Regions from separate parts of the Homo sapiens genome. Here region 2 is linked to region 1. Evidence: chromatin contacts called from ENCODE Hi-C data. All regions are on one chromosome and are shown on one strand. The core of a region is the stretch at or near the end of the contact, and the rest is flanking DNA. Distances in the headings are between cores, read along the strand shown. Region 1 overlaps ZMIZ1 (zinc finger MIZ-type containing 1). Region 2 overlaps ZMIZ1 (zinc finger MIZ-type containing 1).

Region 1 (4,694 bases), core at 1,150-3,649:
ACCCACCTGGGAAGGGTAAGGAGGGGACCTCCTCAGAAAAGTAAATTATGCAGGGAAGAAATTGATTCACATAACCCCTCCTTACCCTTCCATCTCCCTGAGAGCCAGCAACGGGCAGTGATGTTTAGCCCCGAGGAAAAATTACATGCGGAATGGAAAGCAGGCGCTCAGGGTGGCTCCTGCTGGAATGAGAGCTGGAGTGCAGGCTCCGTGGTTCCTGGGCATGCGGGTGTGGCTCAGTTCTCACCTTGCAGATGGAGTGGGACTGTTGACCCAGGCCAGCCTGGGGACTGCCTCCTCACCTCCCTGCGCAGGCTGACCTTGTCACCTTGCCTCTTGAGCTTGCCTCTCTCCTGCCCAGAGGTCCTTGGAGCAAAATGGAGGTCGAGAGGCATTTGGCACTCACGCCTCACCACGGACACTGGTGCATTCTTGGGTACCTCTTGGCCTCAATCTATTGCTGGGGGAGGGAGGACTGAGGCCCATTGCTGGGGCCCTGAATGCAGGGACTGTAACCACCCATCCCCTTCTCAGGGCACCTCTCCCCTCTCCAGCACGCTTGCTTTGCTATTAGTGCTACCTAATTTCCTACTGAGGTGGTCTAGAGCTCCTCCGCCATTGCCCTGCCGCCAGCAAATTTTTATCCCTAGGGTAAGATGACAGAGGCCAGCCTTGGCCCTGGCCTGCCACATACTCAGGTGTGCACTGAGGCACAGTATCTAGTTTCTCCAAGATAGGGGCTGTGACCTGTGACTACCCCACCTCCGGAGGGGCTTGTGAGGGTCTGAGGAACGAGGAAATGTGAGCCAGCCCCTCACAAGGGCACAGTACATGGTGACAGCTCCTGTGAGCTGTTCTCAGCTAAAAGTGCATGGTAGGACTAAGGGGGCACTTTGCAGAAGCATTTATTGGGGTACCCCCAAAAAGAAAGGGGGGCATTCCCTTTCTGTGGACAACACCCTCTTGAGCTTGTTTTGGGATGTCTTTGATGGCCCCTGAGTTAGAGATGATAGTGTGAGGTGGCAGGGAATTTTCTGGGCTGGGGTTTTAGTCTGGCGTCTTATCCTGGGTCCATGCATCCTGCCCAGCCTCCACTGGGTGAGGCATGGCCAAACCGGTTTGGGAAACAGCACTGACAAAACTAGCCCTGACGGCTCTGAGGTTCCCTGGAGTTCAGTTCCCAGGGTGAGTTCACACGCCTCGAGGCTCCCAGTTCCCAGCTCCTGACAACCCGGGCAGCCCTTGGGGAGAGGGGGCGGGCGTGCGAGGAGTGTTCCTAGAGGGAGGGACAGGCTGTAGGCCCTCTCTCAGGCCAGACTGGACCACAGGACCTGAGAAGGCAGGACCTGCCCAGCACAGGGAAGCAGGTAGGGCAGGGTGAGCTGGGCCGGGAGCCTGCTTGCAGATCCCAGGCCACCTGCACCACCCAACTAGCCAGTCCTCCCTATGCACAGGGCTTCAGCTTGTGTGGGGACCGGGGGTGGGGGCAGCAGAGACGGACAGGGTCACTCGCAGCCCAAGCGCCAGCAGACAACTCCTTTTTTTTCTTTTCTTTTTTTTTTTTTTTTTGGCCTTTCTTACCCACAAGTGATGGTGATAGAGGTACAGGGAGCAGAACATGGGAATGATCTAGAAAACTCAGGAGGAGCTGAAACTCAGTTCAGCTTGCTACTGATGGTGCTGAGGCAGCAATACCATCAGTCTGCCGGAGACTGAGATTTTCCCCCAAGGAAAACCTCTCTGATGTAGGTTCCAGGGGTCAGCTGTCAGGGTCACCAGAGTCCAACTCACAATGCCCCAGAAGTGATGTTTTCTATAACCAAGGAGAAGGCCTAGCCCCTCAGCAGCCCCAGCAGCTGAGACCACAGGGTGCTCCCCACCCATCCACTCTCCTAGGACCCTGTCACCCTCAGAGTCCTGCAAGCATCGGCTGTTTGACCTCAGCGAATCCACTCTACTCTCTGGGCTTTGGCCTTGATCAACGGAGCAGCCCAACAGGGTGAGCTCTCTGGAGCCCCTTCCATCTGTAATCCCTGCTAGCGGTGTGGAGAGGCAGTCCACCCCAAGTGTGCAGACAGACAGCTCACCCCATATCACCTGCAAGATTGAGAAGAAGTCATGCAAGGTCAAGACTGGCCTGCGCCCTGAGAAACGTGACCCCACTTGGAGGCCAGGGCTGATTCAGGGGGCCACAGACTTCAGAGAGCAGTGCCCACCCCCTGTCTTTTACATGTGGCCAGAGACGGGAGGAAGTTGCCCACAGTCACACAGGAGGTTCAAGAAGCTGGGGTTGGCACCAAGTCTTAGGAGTGGGAGGCAGGCAGGAGGCACAGAGCTGTCTCCTGGGGATATGCCTGCTCTCAGACATGATGTCACAGAATTATGGGCATGAAAGTGGGGCCTTCGCGTACCAGCAGTGGGCGGGGCCGTTGTCCTGTGGAGTGACTGTTTGAATCACCCCTTCTTGGGCCTGGATTTCCCTTTTGTAAAATACAGGTAGTGTAATCCTTGGCAGGGTCCTAATTGGGTCTTGGGAGGTTTGAATGAAGTAGGAAGAACCACACGGCTGGGAGAACCAAAAGGTTGTGTGCTCCCACGGCCCGGTTAGATCCTCATCCACAGCAGGGTGAGTCGGGCCAGAAGGGGTGCCCCATCTTACAGAAGCACACACATGGCCCTGAGGCTGCACTGATGGTGCGGTGGTCTCGCTAGAGCCAACCCTGGTCTCCTGGGGCCCAGTAGTCACTGCCCCCGGTCCGAGGACTGTGAGTCTCTGTGGTCATGTGCTTCCTGTGCTATTTCCTCCTGGGAGATGACCCAAGAGAGCTGGCAGGGAGGAGGCCCCTTTTCCTATTTCTGGGGCACCCAGCAGTGACGGGTCTACAGGCAGGAAGTCCAGCCCCAGAGCCCCAGCCTCCAGCCGGGCAGAGTAACAATTCTGCGGCTAGTTCTGTTCTCAGGGCTCATGAGTCAGACCACTCATTCCTGCTTTGAGTAAATCAGCCAGAGTAGGAATCCTAGTTCCTGCCCGTCTCCCACCTCCTTCTGGACACAGTGGAATGGGGCTGAGGAGGGGCTTGGGCTCTGCCCACCGCCCAGGCCTCCTATTGTGGAGAGGACAGCTGCAAAGTCCCCCCAGCCCCTGTACCCACACACTCCAGAGGAGGAAGGGGTCTGCCTAGACCAGCCTCCTGGCACTGCTTGGCCTGAGAGCAGAGTCAGAAATGAGTGCCTGTCGGGGTGGCCCTGTGAGGGCCTGGGGTGTCTGGATGTGGGCACAGTTGGGTGCTAGGGGAGCACCCAGTCCAGTAGGGAAGGGGGCACTGTCTGCCCCAGGGAGCACCCAGTGTGAAGGGGTGGTGTGAGGCTGGGCACTCCTGAGCATCTGCATGATTTTCTTGGAGATGGGTGAAAGAAATTGTATTTTATTTGAGCAATTTTCTACAGTACTTAGGTGGAGAAATGGAGCACCCTCTGCATCCCAAGGGAACATGTATACTACAGCAACACTGCTAACAGTTTATTCCCATGTAATGCTTTCTACATGCCTGGTATTGTACCAACATTCTATGTATAGTAACTTACTTAATCCTCATGGTAATTTAGGTGGTAGGTGCTACTTATTATCCCCATTTTGCAGAAGGGAAAACCAAAGCACAGAGAGCTAAAGTAACTTACCCAAGATCACACAGCTGCTACGTGGCTGAGCTGGGATTTGAACCCAGGCAGCCTGGCTCCAGAGCTTGTGTTCTTGGTCACTCTGCCTCCTGGAGGCAGGAGACAGCATATTACTGCTTTTGGTTTCCAGGTGGGACTCTGGTGTGAGATGGGCCGTCTCTCACTTGTGTTGACAAAGGGGCCCTTCCTTCACCTCATGGTTCCTCACACCAGGCCAGTGAGCAGGAGAGGTTCCTCTTAGTGTCTGTCCATTTTAGAGATTTGATGAGGAGTCCAGGCCCGTGTTGACTCAAACCCCTGTGTCTGCTGCACTCTCCCGCCCCTCCCAAGCCCTCACCACCACTTCTTTTCTGTGCATGGCTATAGAACTTGGGGTCCCAGGGATATTCAGGAGACCCCATTGCCTTGAACTCCCAGGCTTCCCCGGTCCCAGGACCCTGTGTTTGGGAGCTGAAAGAGGAGGATCAGAGGGTAGGGGAGCACGGCCTGGGCCCAGGAGCAGAAGGAGCAGCACTATCTCCAGGGAGCCCTGGGTGAGATGCTGGGAACATCTCACTAACATGAACAGCAGCGCCGGCCCCTGAGCAGAGGACGACCAGGGCTGTGGCTGGCCCCCACGCTGTATGAACTGTTGCTGCTGTGAACTGCTTGCCTCCTGTTCCCCGTGACTGGGGTGGCTGTGCATGTCATGAAACATGTGTCATGTGACTCAGTTGTAGGTTTTATTTGAGGACAGCACCAGTCTCTGGACACATTCGTGATGAGATTCCTTTCAGAACCCTGTTTCTGAAGCTGGTTTCCTGCCCCCAGGAATGGGGAGCTGCTGGTAGGTTTAAAGGCCGCTGAGCGCCTGGTCACAGATGCTGCTCCAGTTGTCCGGGTCTCAGTGTCTGTCCTTCCTTCCCAGTCGTCTCAGCATATTGGGTTATTTCTAGCTGTGATTCATGTCAGTGTGTTAGTCATCTGTTGGCTGCATAGCATGTGCTAAACGCCGTGCTGGGTGCCAGGGTTGTAGA
Region 2 (4,694 bases), core at 1,626-4,125, 180 kb before region 1:
GAAGTCTCTTCCATTCTCTGCCTCAGAGATTGTATCCTCGGAGACTTCTCTCTGGGCTGAGTCTAAGGCTGGAGAAGGCAGAATGGGCTTCCTGGGGAGGTGGCCTTCTTATATCCCCTGGGCCTTATTATCTCTGCCTCTGGTAAGAGTCTGGGCAGCTTGGAGACCTGAGACCTGACCTGAAAATAGCTTAGCCCAGGTTGTAAGACGTGGCAGTAGGCTGGGGAGGCCACAACAGTGGCTCACTGGGGCCCTAGGGGAAGAAAGTGGTCTGGCTTCTGCTTTTCAAGCAGGGTCAGACATTCCAGGAGGCTGAGAAGGCCGTCTGTCTTCCTAGCCTCTTGCAGCATGCTCGCCTGCCACTGCAGCCAGAGCCCCCTCACTGGAGGTAGCCAGGGGCTGTGAATAGTGCTTCCTCCCCTGTGGACCAGCACCCAGCTCCTTACTGAGCTCCTCTCTGCCTGGCCCTGCCCCCTGCCACTTAGGCGCATCTTGCCTAAGTGTCTACAGGCCCCTGAGACCTGGGCTCTGTGCAAGGAGCGCTGGATTTAGAGACAGAACTTCTGGCCTCCTCCTGCCAGCATCGCTGGGGGCTGTCGCACGAGTCCAAGGGGAAGGCCAGCACGTTGCATGCTGTCCAGTATCACTGCATCGGGGAGTGTAATGTTTCATTACCATGTGCAATGATGGTAATGGCAGCACAGAAAGGCCCTGGAGACCATCCAGGCCAACCTTCTCATTTAGATGCTGAGTCAAACCCCAGAGGGGACGAGGTCACACGACAAGTCCCTGGCAGAGCTGGAGCTAAAATCCAGGTGTTCCCACCATCTAGCCAGTGCCCAGCCCTGCCTGTTACTCCACAGAAACCCTTTGCTGGAGTAAGGCACAGGAGAGGTGCCTCCATGGCTGTGGCAGTGGCACTGGCCTGGCCTGGGACTCACCTTCCTCATTTTGCAAAGCGGCTGGGCCTTTCGGCTCTGGCTGTGCCCACCAGAAACACTCGTCCTGGGGGCAGGCACTCGGTGCCTATGGTCTTGGTAAGACAGCTGGCTCCTCCAGCCTGGGGGCCGCTGCCCTATAGCAGGACACTTTCTCTCACTTCCTGGCTTATATGGGGCTGCCTTGCATTCCGCCTTGGGTGGCAACAGGGTCCTCAGGAGCCCACCTGAGACCCCACGCCCAGCTTTTTGGCTCATCAGGCTCATTTGGTGGCCTAGACCATGGCTTGAATTTATGGTCTGAGATGCAGCCTGGTGTGATCCCTTCCAGGCCCCTAAGACCCAAAGATGCCCAAACTATTGGAGCAGGAGGGACCTGGGCAGCCAGTCTACTTAATGCCCTTCTCATCCCATTTCCCAGATTAGAGCCCTGAGGCCAGAGAGGGAAGGAATCCAGCTGCAGAGCTGCAGGCAGGATCCCATGTCCTCCCAGCCTCACTGGCTTGGTCTCCCCCTACTTTCACCCTTTGCGCCCGAGGCTGTCCTTGGCCTTCCCAGGCTTTGTGTGGAGTGAAGGACGATGGGGGACAATGGGCAGAGTAGCAACTGCTACTTTTCCCTCAGGGCTCCTCTAGACCTCTGCCAGGCCCTGCGTCACTTCCAGTTCTGGGGAGCCCATGCACTGAATGGGCTGGGAGGGTCCTGCTGGTGGGGCCTCGTGCCAGCCTGAGAACAAGGCTTCCTGGCTGGGCTTGAGTCCCCAGCACTCTGGCCCTGGGGAGGGCAGAGTCTGGGGTCCTTTTGTGCCTCCCCTCGCCCAGCTACCCAAGGAAGGTGGATTCATGTATTCCTTTGTCAAGTTTATCAAGCACCTTCCATGTGCCAGGCACTCTTCCAGGCCCTGGGGATACATTGGTGAATTTGACAGGGGCCCTGCTTACATTCTAGTAGGCGAGACAGTCAGCAGGTCAACAACTTAATGCATGACATCATGCCTGAGTTATAATCAGTGCTTTGAAGAAAAATAAACCAGGATAAGGTGATATAGGGACATGAGTGGGTGATGGGGCTTCTTTAGGTGGTGTGGTCAGGGAAGGCTTCTCTGAAGAGGCTGCATTTGAGCACATACCTCAGGGAGACAGGGAAGTGAACTCCATGAACATTTGGGAGAAGAGCTCTCCAGGCAGTGGGAACAGCATGTGCAAAGGCCCTGTGGCAGATGCTTGTTTGGCGTGGTCTGGGAAAAGCAGGGAGGCCAGTGTGGCTAGATGGAGTGAGGGAAGGAGAGAGTGGGGAGGAAGTCAACAGAGTGATCAGGGACCAGGTGATAAGGGACAGAGAGCCTTATCAAGTACAGGAAGGGCTTCTGACTTCATGCTCAGTGATTTGGAAGCCACTGAAGGATTTTAAGTAAAGGACTGAGGCTATCAGATGTGTCCCTCTAAGATCTCTGGCTGATGAGCCGAGAATAGACTGAAGGGACAAGGGTGGCCACAAGGAGACCATCTGGGCAGCATTTACAGGAACCCAGGAAAGGATGCTGGCGGCTTGGACCAGAGTGTTCAGTGGAGGTAGTGAAACAAGGTCGGATCCTGAATGTATTTTAAAGATTGACTGAGGCTGTGGCCAGGAGCCCACTGGGAATGCCTGTCCACCTCCGTGAAACAGGCTGAGCTAGAGAACTGGCTCAAGTTGCTGTGTCCTGGGAGTCTGAGCCCTTCTCCTTTTGTGCTTGTCAATTCCTGTGCCTCAGCCACTCTGTCATAAGGTGGCCTTTTAACAGTTGGAAAAATAGAGGCATAGTGGGTCTTCCTGATACCCTTGTCTACCCTTGGAATTCTGATATTCTGCATTTGGTCTCTCTCCTCCCCTCTGGCTGATTCCCTGGCATTCATCCCCTGCATGTTCATACACTCCACTCTATGCACCATAGTTTCCCAACATGTTAGTCATCCTCTATCCCGAGGCCTTTGCATATGCTAAGTCCTCCACCTCCACTCTTCAGTCAGGTGAACTCCTACCCATCCTTAAGAGCCCAGCTCAAAAGCTGCCATCTTTGAACTCTCTCCCCTGACACTCTCAGGCACTGAGGATTTCTTCTCCACTGAAAATTCTACTCCTCTCCCTCCCACACTCTATTGCAAGGGATCAACTGCGTGGGGCTGGGTCTGTGCCTTCCTTCACACCTCCTCTTTCTGTTCTGTGTCCTCACAGCCTGGCCCAGGGCCAGCACAGAGGAGGGAACAAAAACATTTCAGTGTATTCCTGGAGCAGTAGTTGGTTACTATGGAAACAAGGAAGTGTTGCAACTTCCTGAACTTGAGGTTGGGGTCAAAGAGGGCAGCTCTATCTTGGCCACACGGGATCAACCCAAGATGGCCATGCTGAGGTTCTTATTAATTCAAAGTCACTTCGGACAGGCTCTTTCCCATCCCTGAGCCTCAGCTTACCCCATCAATAAGATGCAGGTGTTGGGACTGCTTGACTGTCTGCTCTAACGTTCTGTATCCTTGTGCCTCCAATCCTGCCGTATGAACACAGGCAGGTCCTTTGCCCTCTTTGAGCCTCAGTTTCCCTATTTTGTTGACCTCTCTCCAAGAACATAGCTGCCTGAGTCAAGCAACTCCAGAATCCTAGGGTCAGCGGCTGGGCTGGCCGTTGATGATTGAACTGGGATTCTTGTGACTTGCAGAGGCACAAAGAGGGAAGTCCTGCTTTCCAGGGTGGTGGGGTGGGGGTGGGGGAATGAGGCAGCAGGAGGGTGGGTTGGTAGGGATAATCCAGGCCGGCTCACTCTGGCCTGAACCTGCACAGGCCCCTGGGTCTCCTTTCTTCACCTTGAAGGTGGCAGGAGCTAGTGCTTGCCAGGGGCCCTTGGCTCTGCCGGACGCTGCCCGCTCCGCATTCTGGTGCCGTGCCATGTAGATCCCGGCCTGTGCTCTGAGGGCCACAGGTCCTGTGGTGGCCCCAGAGGCTGCCTGCTGCCTGTGGTGGCAGGGCTGAGTGGGTGGGCACCATGTTCTTACTGTGTCTCTTCTCTCTCCACTTCATTGCTCAGAAGCCAAGAGTTAGCCAAGCACAAAACCACAGCCTGGCTGCTGGCACCCTCCTCTGCAACCCTGCAGCACCTGGGCAGGCTGGTTCTGGGGGCTCAGCACCAGTCACCAGGGCTCGGATGTAGCCTCCTCAAGCTGGGGGTGGGGGTCAAGGGGCCAACATGCCCAGCGTGACGCCAGGCCCGCAGTTGAGTTCCCACCTGCCATTTGCACATGCCATTGGGCAGAGTGGGCAGAGGCCTCAGCCCGCATAACGCCCCACCCTGACTCCTGCCTGGCACTCAGGTGCCGTCTGGCCTGCACCAGACCCAGAAAGAGTGACCTGGGATGAGAGGCCTTCCATGGCTCTCTGGGCCTGCCTCCTCATCTGAAAAATGGGCAGAGGGTGCCCGCCTCCCATGGCCACCAGGAGGGGAGACAGAGGAAGGCAGCTTGTGATCTCCAGAGCCCAATAAACACGCTTGTTAGGATTACCAGCAGCAGGCAACAGGCTTCAGCCCAAGAGATGCCCCTGAGAACCTCTTTTTCAGGAAGCAAAAGCCCAAACCTTTTCAGAATGAGACTCTTATTCTGGGAATGAGAAGTGCCTCTCCCTCTGTTTCTGAGCTGTGCCCAGTGGCCAGGGACCTGAGTGGCCATCACAACGTGCCTTTCCCGCCTACCACTGCTCCCTGGCTTTCTAGGGTTGGAGTTGGATGAA

What was found. Hi-C counts contacts between places; a loop is a spot of excess contacts on that map. Pooled maps may share reads with other maps.
Region 2: a map with no recorded cell type shows a loop between it and region 1 (8-fold over the local background). The contact joins two enhancer-like sites. A Hi-C loop is called at or near these places in 1 of 168 maps with a recorded cell type or tissue (gastrocnemius medialis), 1 of 37 single-sample maps with no recorded cell type and 4 of 50 pooled maps.

Annotation. Positions count from the first base shown.
Region 1 is chr10:79,263,917-79,268,610 of GRCh38, forward strand. All of the region lies in intron 7 of ZMIZ1 (zinc finger MIZ-type containing 1), which reads left to right. Among named protein-coding and RNA genes, the nearest start is that of PPIF, 81 kb to the right of the region's middle. RefSeq lists enhancers at 1-819, 1,362-1,411, 1,778-2,737 and a cis regulatory region at 2,174-3,030. Within about 2 kb of position 2,400, at least 36 of the 41 ENCODE cell types and tissues checked have a DNase peak (open chromatin) inside an H3K27ac peak, as active enhancers do; they include gastrocnemius medialis, where a contact is called at or near this core.
Region 2 is chr10:79,081,201-79,085,894 of GRCh38, forward strand. All of the region lies in intron 1 of ZMIZ1 (zinc finger MIZ-type containing 1), which reads left to right. Among named protein-coding and RNA genes, the nearest start is that of ZMIZ1, 15 kb to the left of the region's middle. RefSeq lists enhancers at 2,578-3,149, 3,150-3,719, 3,222-3,341, a cis regulatory region at 2,945-3,445 and a silencer at 4,066-4,135. Within about 2 kb of position 2,876, at least 31 of the 41 ENCODE cell types and tissues checked have a DNase peak (open chromatin) inside an H3K27ac peak, as active enhancers do; they include gastrocnemius medialis, where a contact is called at or near this core.